Regions from separate parts of the Homo sapiens genome. Here region 2 is linked to region 1. A link is a loop called in an ENCODE intact Hi-C map of the cell type or tissue named here. Cell type or tissue: tibial artery. All regions are shown on one strand. Links, peaks and the distances in the headings refer to the core of each region. The heading gives the core; the rest is flanking DNA.

Region 1 (5,394 bases), core at 237-5,236:
AAAGGGAGGAAAGGTGGTAGATAGTTCAGAGGACAATAACTTAAATGGTGGCATTTTTCTGTGCCTTAGTTTCCCTCTCCACTGAATGCTGAAAATCAAATCTACATTCCATAGTTGTGGTGTCAGAACACTTACCGTAAAGCCCTTTAGCACAGTGCCTAGCAAGTAGTGGGTACTCAATAAATTTTAGCTTGTATTATCTTTATTATTGGGGAGGAAGCAACCTTAACAGCTAAAAACTTTAAGGTCCTCACAAAGTCAATGGACACTTTTAGTCCATTACTTTAAGCCTTGATTATAAGCTGATTTATGATATATTAACTGTAAGCTCCCTGAAGGCAGAGCTTAGGCCTTTATTTCTTTGGTATCCTGATGGTGCCTAAGCATACTGCAGAAAACATATCAGACGTTGTTTTGAAGTTTTATTCTAATTGCCTTAGGGGAGAAATCTCTACCAGTCATTGTGTAATGTACCAGCAGTACCACAATGTCACAGTGTCAATGTAAGTAATACCATTAGCTTAGAAAAAAAAAATTTGTTAAAACTGGTAGGAATATTAAAATCGGAGATGCTGATTTTAGAAGAAAAACTGTAACTTGATTAGGTAACTATAATATGAATTCAGAAACCCTGAACCTCACTGACCTGAAACAGCCTAGAAAACACATGAAAAGTAAACACTGCAGAGGACCCGTCGGTGTCAGACAGCATCTGATTGACGTGGCAGCGCCAGGCTTCCTCTTCATCATCATATGCCACGGGCTGAAAGGCGGCTATGATGGCAGAAAGAAATGGTGACGGCAGAGGCGACGTCTGTACTTCTGGAAAACCATCTTGCTCTTCTTCATCTTGACTATTAACACAGATATCATAAATATCATAACACTATCTCAGAAAAAAAGAATAGGCTCAATCACGTAAGACAGCTTAAGTCATTTGACAGGTTATTTTTATTCATCATACACACTGATTTAGAAAATGTACAACAACCTAAATCTTGTAAGAAAGTGTGAATAAGTGAATTCCTGTTCTTTCTAGTTAGCATTTTTAGAATTAGAACTCTAATTTCAAGCAACTACCTTAAAATAACCCAAGTCCTATAATATGCCACCACTATGGATTCATTTTAGTAACTTCTATGAATAATACCGATTAGAATGCTTTCATTTTCAATGGTCAATTTTGGAGGCTTTTATTTGAACAGCCTCACATTGGTGATAATAATATTCTTAAAGTTTTGATCATGGTCATTTGTGTTAAGGGCTATGTTAGGGGCCTCATATGGATAATTTCATTCAGTCTTCACAACTATATGAGGATTAGGTTCTATTATTATCTTGATTTTAAAGCTGAAATAAAAAGTTCAGTAAGGTTAAATAATATGTCTAGTTACTGGGTAAGAAATGACAGAGCCAGAATTTGAACCCAGGACTACGGGTCCAAATGCTATTAGCCAGGAAACACATGGCTAGCTCAGCTATTTCATAAGCATATACTATGTTCCTAGCAATATGGCCGATAATAGATTTGACTCCAAAGAAACATAAGACCTCGCCATTTCCTTCAAATAATTTATAATCCCTAAAGTCAGATTATACAAACAAAAATGAACAATGGAAAAAGATGAAGATGTATTTGGGTTGGACATTCTACAACTCTCAGCCAAAAAAAGGAAGAAATATTGAGTCTGACACTTCATAAAAAAGAAATGTGTTATTCAAGGTCTTAAAATTGCATGTTTCGCATTACAAGCTAGTTCTATAAGGCTTTACAGAAATTTTGGAGCAATGCATATGGTCTTCCATATGCACTGGAATGCATGGAGGGACCCGAGTAAAGACTGGAGAAAACAATCAAAACAATCAAAATAAAGCAGACATCTGAAGTGAAAACAAATGAGACCTCAAAAAGGTTAATTTTAAAACTGTCACTGTGGTGATGATTTTAACACATATACTATAAGCTAGGGTAGATAACCTGTACACTTAGTAGGAATGCTCCATTCTATTTCAGCTGCAGTACTTGGCCAAAGTCAACTGTTTGGCTTCAGCCTTTTAGAAAGCCAAATAGCTGAATAACATCGTTTCTGGCATCCCTGAACTTGTGCATGATTAATGATTGAGTGGTTGCATGGGCTACTGCCATATTCAAATCAGTAATATGAAAAAGGTGTATCACTAAGATTTATTGTTAATATCTGATTGTATCTTTTCAAATATAGGTAAGTATTCTTGATATGTTGATGGTAAAAAAAAATCTCCAATGTGTTGTATGTGTTAAAACTCTATTATCACATGAAGTATAAAGGTGTAATTTTTATTGTAAAAGTAAAATTCTGAAATACTCGATAATTATTAAATATTAATTTTATATAAAAACAGTTATCCAGGAGCTCCAAATTGTTGAATGGGGAAATAGATACACTCACAGAGTGCATGAAGTTAGATACCTTTATAAAAAACATAATATTGAACCACAAATATTTGTGAAATTTAAACAGTGGATATTCTATTATAATTCTAAGTGTTAAAGAATTATTTGGTTTAAGAGTTTCGTAACAGCCACCAAAATTTCCCCTAAAAGCTATATATAACATATGATTATTATGATTATTATTCAAGTTAGTCCTTGAGTAAAGAAAAAGTTCCACTTGAGAATTCTTCATACTTTCTGGTAATAAATTTTTAATGTATGGAGCATAAACATTTAAAAGGAGCAATCTAGCATCTAAGAAATAATTGCTTCGCCTATTATAGAAATAAAACTTTAAAAATATGACCACTGATCATGAAACTGTAAAAACAATTTTTTGGAATATATTTTAGATTCAAATTGTGGTATCACGGAAGTTCATTCCAATATTGATTTTAACATTTGGCCATTTGGCATCTGCCAAAATAGATATTTGGTGTGCTTCTAAATGTGGAATACCACTTACTATGCTTTGAAAATAGCCTAATTGTTTTTCTTTATGGGAATGTCCATAATCGAAGAAATATCCCATTAGAGTCAGGCATTTTATTTTTAAAAACGAAGATAGTATGATTCTAGACTAAAACACACAAAGTATGATTACAGACTGAAACACACAAAGAAATGAAAGTAAGTAAACTGAAACAGAGGGGCACTCTTTGGAAGGAATAGGGGAGAGATTATCCCCTCACTACAGTGTTTATGATACTGTATTCTCACCTAGACAGTCCGGAGAAATCCGCTTCTTCTTCTTCACATCTTTCATCTAGCTCTTTCAGAGCTAAGGTAACATCCTCTTCACAGACTGACTCGGGGTAACTTTCAGGAGCTAGAGGCTCTGGCATTTCAGTTTCTTCTAAATCAAGAATTCCTTGACACACAAGAGATTCCTGCTGTTCTTGAATTATATAGGATCCTTCATCTTCAAAGGTTGTAACATGTTCCTCCTTTAATACTGAAGTTGTATCCTACAAAACAATCATAGTTTTAGTGAACTATAAACACATAAAAAAAGAATTTTACAACACAATAAATAAGTATTGCCATCCATCTAAGTCTGTTTTATTAAGTGGTGTTCATTTATACAGTCTGTCACCCAGGCTGGAGTGGAGTGCAATGGCGTGATCTTGGCTCACTGCAATCTCCGCCTCTCAGGTTCAAGCGATTCTCCTGCCTCAGCCTCCCAAATACTTAGGACTACAGGCACATGCCACCATGCCCAGCTAATTTTTTTTTTGTATTTTTTAGTAGAGATGGGGTTTCACCATGTTAGCCAGGATGGTCTCGATCTCTTGACCTTGTGATCTGCCCGCCTTGGCCTCCCAAAGTGCTGGGATTACAGGTGTGAGACACTGCACCCGGCCACTTTTATAGTTTTTGAATCAGTTATAAATTATTTTTAACGGTCATAGGTTTAAAATATTTTGAAATTAAAATATATCACCTATTATCATATAGAAACATTGAGGACTTTTTTTCTCTTCAGTAACAGGATTTAGGTGTTTACTTGGAAATATGTGCTTTGGTAAAATATCTTCTCTCATATATGTTCTAACTCTACACAAGTAAAACTTTGTATTATTAGTATAAATCGTCTCCTGTTTGAAATGTCATTGCTTTCATTACAGTGGAACACAGTATATTCCGGATATAAGTAGGAGAGATGACTCAAAATAATTAACCCACTCGTCCTGTGGGGCTGCCACACAGCAGGAGTAGGTACTGACCAATCAGAAGGATGCTGAACCTAGACAACTAGGGTGGCCTTACTACAAAATCTCATTTTGGCTTTGAGTATTGATAAAGCTTCATCACTTAGCTACAGTTCAGAAGACATTAGGACACTTTAGATAATTATACTTTTGAAAATTAAACTATCACAAGCTCATTATCAAAAAAGACTATATTCTCCTCATTTGAAGTAAACAATAATGAAAATACATGTTATAAAGCATACTAGTGGTGTGCCCTTTCTATCCACCGTAATGTTACTGAAACAATGTTGCTATGTGATAGACAAGTGGTAGAGGCTCAAGAGATATTGGTTGAATGAGCTGCTACTATCAAAAAAGGAAAACACTTTCAAAGCATATATGATGATGGTATCAACACTAGTTTTTAGTTTATTGGTTTAATCAATTTGAAAATAAGTACTAATGGTCATAGTTCTAGGAATAAAGATCAGCTTCTTTTGAGTATTTGGACCTAAGTTACTTCTCAGCTGTAGAGTAGCTCCTTATCTGTTTTTCATGGATAAAAATAGAATTTTCCTTCCAAAATAAGAAAAGTAAGAGAAAGTCAGAGCCTATAACCCTAGACTAGCCCAGGCCTTATTCATATGTAAAACTCATCTATAAAATGAAGGATTTTGACTAGATTCTGGGCTGAGTGCTCTGGTATAAATAATTCCTAACTGCAAATAGTTTATAATCTAGTCTAACAGGGTTAGGCTAGTAAGTGAATGACAATAACATATACCAGAGTATGGTAAATGTACGGTAAATACTATCAGCAACATACAAATGGGTGCTGGTAACTCAATGATGGGAAAGCTCTCAATCTAGTTGAGGCAACTGAGGTGAGTCTCCTTGGAGGAAACAGCATGTTTTGACAAACATGAGGTAGGGATGATATTGCAGGGAAAGTGATTAGAAGATATCAAAGGCACAGAAATAACGCCATGAAAACACAAAGTGTGTAAGAGAACACTGCTCTGGATTTAGTTAAGCAGGGAAAGCAGCAAACTCTGAGTCTTTACTTCAGCATTAAATATAATATAGTAGGATTATTTCTTAATTCTTCCACCAGTTTATATTCAATATACTCTAAGGTTTCCAGATGAATTTTCTAAAAAAATATTTGGTCATTATTTGGAAAGATAATCTATGTGACAGTACTAGAGACATTTCTACACCTAGAAT
Region 2 (5,394 bases), core at 168-5,167, 54 kb after region 1:
AGCATCTCTGCAAGCAGAAATTCCATGGCAGGCTCAATGGCACATGAAGGCTGGCACAGAGGTGGGGCCAGGAGTCCATTTCTCCCTGGGCTATCACTGGCTATATGGTAAGATTGGCCAAGATTTTAACACAGACACACCTCTGTATCTTGGTTCACTGGTAAGTAAGGGCTTTGGACGAGATACGTGTTTTCAAACTTTCTATTTTTTTTTTTCAGCAGGAAAGCTGCCTTTTCCTGCTAAAGGAAGCTTACATGTAATCTCAGTATATAAAACAGATAAAAGGGCAGTTCAGGCCTAGTGTCCAAACACATTCTGCTGCTTTCTGCGGATGGCATCAGAGAACCTCAGGGCTTTGAGAAACACCAAAGTTTGAAAACCACTGGTTTAAATGATCTCCAAGGATTTTTTTCCCCCATTTTGAAATTCTACTATATAATTTCTCTACATCTATCCTTCTTGAAGAAACTCAGCAGTATCACAATAAACCAATGTGGAAGTTGTAAAAAAGTGTTTAGTAATAGACTAAACCACATCTTTATATTAGTGAGCTTCAGATCAGAAAATTTCGAAAAAAATATGCTCTTTTCCTTTGACAGTGTCATTTTCCTTTCAAAGATGAAAACAAGGCTCCTACAGTTGAAATTGACATATGTAATTAAGTGCTTAATGACCCTGTTATAAAATACAACCCATGTTCTTTAGGTATCCACTGTCTGTATATACTATTCAAAATAACAATGTGACTTTAATTTTTCAAAGAGAAAAAGAAACACTTATAGTGTATGCCAAAGGCTAGTCACATTACTTCTTACAGTTGTAAATAATTTAACTTTTAAAAATGTAATTGTGTATATTAATCTTCCTAGTATCTAAACCAGTATCTGTCGATATAGACCCTACTCAATAATTGGAACATATCTGGTAAATCAGTAACACGGTATCCTTGTTACATTTTGTATTTATGGCCTATACTCTTTTCCCATTATTCAAAAGTATCTTCTTAATTTTATTCTCAATTATCATGAGACACTGCACTCTGCTTATTGCATCTAAAACAAGGCTATCCTAAAGAGCTTATTCTATTGATTTCTCCAGGTTTTTGTGTCAGTATCCTGATTATTACTGAAATTCTATGCTGGGTTGCTTTTTTATTTCTAATCAGTGACAATAATTCAAAGGGAAAACAAACTCCAGCCATCCAGGTTATGCTGACATATTTTTCCAGTATGTTCATACGTTACTTTATCAACTTAGATTATTAAACCTCAAGGAAAGAAAAAATATGACGGTTCCTTAATACTCAATAATGCTTTAAGAAACTGAAAATAATACCTGGAACATTCTGAATAATATTCGCCACTAAGGCACTAAAATGGCATCGTATATCCTTCAGTGTGTCAGAGTCTTTTTCATTTTCTGCTTCCAGGAGTTGTCTAGTTAAATCTACATATTCCAATAAAGTGTTGTTGAGAAAATGTGTTTCATTATCAAGGCCACCACTTGCACTGAAAATATTGAAGAAAACAAAAGATGAAGTAAATGGGACTTTATGATTTAAATAAAAAATTCTTAATACTCAAAATCAGAATAATACATGTTAATTTTGCATGCTCATGGCAGCACGCAACTTAATATATGAAAATTAAATGAATATGATTTTGCTTACTTTAATATGAAAATAGATGGTGCTTCTTAATCTAGGAACTGCTATTGCAATTTATATTATTCAACTCCATATCTAACTTAAATCAACTCAGTGCTAAATGTTGTTTCCTCTCTGTGAAACACACAGATTTCTAAATACAGAGACAGGAGGCATATGAAATGGGGAGGATCAGTTTAGAAAAGTAGAAAGAGGAAAGACTAGTTCTATTTATTCATAGCTGCCATGTCTATTCATATTGTGCCTTCAGCATAATTAAATATCTATTAGTCACTTAGTAACATTCTGGGATAGGTATTATCAGGGATGCAAAAATCTAAGAGAATTCTTGTAAGAATAGGGTAGAGTACTGGGTTTCAAAACCTTTCTATACCTATGAAATTGCCTTTAAGAATATCTGCAATGTGCTGGGCGCGGTGGCTCACACCTGTAATGCCAGCACTTTGGGAAGCCAAGGTGGGTGGATCACTGAGTCCAAGAGATTGACACCAGCCTGTGCAACATGGTGAAACCCCATCTCTACAAAAAATACAAAAATTTGCCGGGCATGGTGGTGCACGCCTGTAGTCCCAGCTACTCGGGAGGCTAAAGTGGGAGGATTGTTTGAGCCTGGGAGACCTGTGATCTAGTCACTGCATTCCCGCCTTGGTGACAGAGCAAGAGCCTGTCTCAAGGAAGAAAGATGTATCTGCAATGAGGTTTTCTTTGAGGCAAGGGATCTATGTCTGCGCCTGGCAACCACTGACTGACTGATGGAGTATTTGGTTAGAGTCAGAAGTCCTGGATTCCTGTCTTGTTTCACCAATCATTAAGCATATATCCAGTATCTACTCCAGAGTGTTTTAGTAAGGATGTAAATGAACTGCTATATACGAAAAGGCCTAGTAAACAATAAGTGCTATATAAATGATTAGCTATTACATATGCATTTGTTTAGGTCAGCTTTTTCTTATTATGTTTGAAAATTACTTCTAATATATATTATTTTAAAGGTAATTTTTTTTTTACTAGTTATGAGTAACTTCGGAATAAATACCCTAAACCCATGAAAACAAGAGTTAGGAGTGGCAATGGTACTACAGTATATTAACTAGATCAGTCTACAACAATAAATATGTATTGAATGAATCAATGTATGACCTTTATTCCTTAAATAAGTGTTTTTCAAATTTTTTCCTTTATTCCTTAAATGAGTGTTTTTCAAGCTCTGGATCATGACCTACTAGTGGATAGGAAACTGATTTAGTGGACTACAACCTGTACCAGAATAAAATCTTCATTAATCTAACAAATATTCATTACCTTCTATGTGTCAGGCACATGAAATCCACTAGGTGAACAAAACAAAGCTCCCTGTCTTCTTGGCATTCAGAATTCATTTTTTTCCGTAGCCATGAAAATTTAAAAATCCAGAATAGCAATAACTTTCTATTAATAACTCTTTAAAAAATACTTCAAAACAAAATACACAACTGGGTTCAAAAATCATTATTGCTTAATAGTCATATAGTTTTTGGTAATTTTAAATACAGCAAAATTTTGCAGTCCCCAAAATAGAACCATTCAAAGATTCTTCTACGAATGCTACAATTAAAGCAACCAAAGAAGATTCAGATGTGTATCAGGTTGTTAATTTTTTGCATCAAGCCCACAAGTTTCAATTTCACTTTTCCTAACTTTAACTCTTATTTTTTGTGGAGGAAAGAAAAGAGAATAGTATTTCTTTCTTTCTTTTTTTTTCTTTTGAGGCGGAGTTTCACTCTTCTCACCCAGGCTGAAGTGCAATGGCACTATCTTGGCTCACAGCAACCTCCACCTCCTGGGTTTGAGTGATTCTCCTGCCTCAGCCTCCCGAGTAGCTGAGACTACAGGCACGCATCACCGTGCCCAGCTAATTTTTGTATTTTTGGTAGAGACGGGGTTTCGCCATGTTGGCCAGGATAGTCTGACCTCAGGTGATCCGCCCTCCTTGGCCTCCCAAAGTGCTGGGATTACAGGTGTGAGCCACTGCATCGGCCAATATTTCTTTTTTTTATTTGCTTTTTATTAAGAAAGAAAAGTAAATCAATGGTTTAAATACTCTGATTAAAAATCTATTTTGAAAGTATTTGTCAAAAGCATTCAATGCTACATATGAAAGGTGTTCGGTAAAATAAATAATTGGGAGAAATGCTAAAGGAATAATGCTGTGCAGTTATCATAGTTACTACACTTGTTGGATTAATAATACTTCTTTTTTTTCCTTTTTGTTTCAAGACAAAGTCTCGCTCTTTTCCCAGGCTGCAGTGCAGTGGCATGGTCAAGGCTCACTGTAACCTCAATGTCCTGGGCTCAGGTGATCCTTCCACCTCAGCCTTCCAGGTATCTGGGACTACTGGTGTCTGCCACTATTCCTGGCTGATTGTTTGCGTTTTTTATAGAGATGGGATTTTGCTATGTTGCCTAGGCTGGTCTCCAACCCCTGGGCTCAAGTGATCCACCCATCTCAGCCTCCCAAAATGCTGGGATTACAGGCGTGAGCCACTGCACCTAGTCCATTTTTTTTTCCTTAAGATATCTTTTCAGTGACCTTTTTGGATATGGTCACATCTATTATATTTCTCCTTCAACGGTCAGGTAACACCATTATCCTCCTAAGGAAATAGTTATTTTTCAACATTCAGCTGATGGAATTTTCCTCAAGGGGCTGGGCTTAGTGTGAAGATGCCTTTACTGCGGCAATATCTCCAGGTTTCATGGTTTTATCTGTGAATGGTGGAAAACAGTTATGAATTATATTTGTAAGATTTCATAATTTTCCCTGGCAGGATAGATAGCAAGTTCATTTGAATAAATTTGTAAGCTTTACAATGTTTAGCCTGTGAATATATTATTTTTTCAAGCTCAGAAGAAAAACATCTTTAAAATGAGGTAAGAAAAAGGAAAATCTTTTTTCCTTTGTGACAGAAAAAGCTACCACTGTCCACTTGCCAAGATAACTAGGTTCCAACAAATATCAAAATCATAGGAACATTATATCCATTTTTTGCCAGAAGCAATCCAATTCTGGTAGTAGATTTTTCAATACATTTTTAGCTACTGGTCAGTGTATCGAATGCATATTTATTTGTTAAATAATTTTCACAGTGATACATACAGGTTTTCTTGTTGCAATGGTGCTTTTCTGTTTTTATACATTTCATGAGCGAAAAGAGATTACGTTCTCTAGGATCATTCCAGAGTTTTAACAATGTGAATCCAATACTGACCTGTGACTAATGACACCAGCATCTGCCAGCAGTTCAAATATTCGTACCAGTTGTACTCGTAAAATGTCTCGACGCCTGCGCCGTTTCATATTCTATTCCAAAGATACAAACACATTAATTAAAATCCTGCTGGTGTAACTTGGAAAGAATAATGTGACTGCCTCAGAGAGAGGTTCTGGGCTCATTGAAGTTATTTTGCTTGTACAGTGTAGACTGTGGGTACTCTGGTAGCTACTGCCTCAAAGAGGTATGAGTGAACAGTTTGAAATGAATGAGTCAAATAAGGTCACATGACATCTTACATGGTGACAACCCCTGTGTGTCAGGGGAAGTAAAATACTACATTTTTAGGTTATTTGCTAATCAGACAGTTTTGGAATTGAAGCAATTAGTAAACTGTTATCATGGAATTATAAGGAATCCCTAATACCCTCCCAAAAATATGACAGAAGTATAGGGAAAACAATCCTAAAAAGGACT

What was found. Peaks named below come from ENCODE experiments on the same cell type or tissue, not always from the same donor. Only the 100,000 strongest peaks of a DNase experiment are listed, where the experiment ranks them.
Region 2: a loop joins it to region 1, with 2.2 times the contacts of the local background. A loop is called at or near these places in 8 of 110 quality-filtered maps.

Annotation. Positions count from the first base shown.
Region 1 is chr4:48,511,835-48,517,228 of GRCh38, forward strand. FRYL (FRY like transcription coactivator) reads right to left here. Exons shown (of 64, transcript NM_015030.2): 56 at 3,194-3,441; 57 at 647-854. Among named protein-coding and RNA genes, the nearest start is that of ZAR1, 24 kb to the left of the region's middle. In tibial artery, for the core only: no CTCF peak of the experiment used is centred there; no DNase peak of the experiment used is centred there.
Region 2 is chr4:48,565,913-48,571,306 of GRCh38, forward strand. It overlaps FRYL (FRY like transcription coactivator), which reads right to left. Exons shown (of 64, transcript NM_015030.2): 27 at 4,915-5,006; 28 at 1,336-1,508. Among named protein-coding and RNA genes, the nearest start is that of ZAR1, 78 kb to the left of the region's middle. In tibial artery, for the core only: no CTCF peak of the experiment used is centred there; a DNase peak (open chromatin) is centred at 2,339.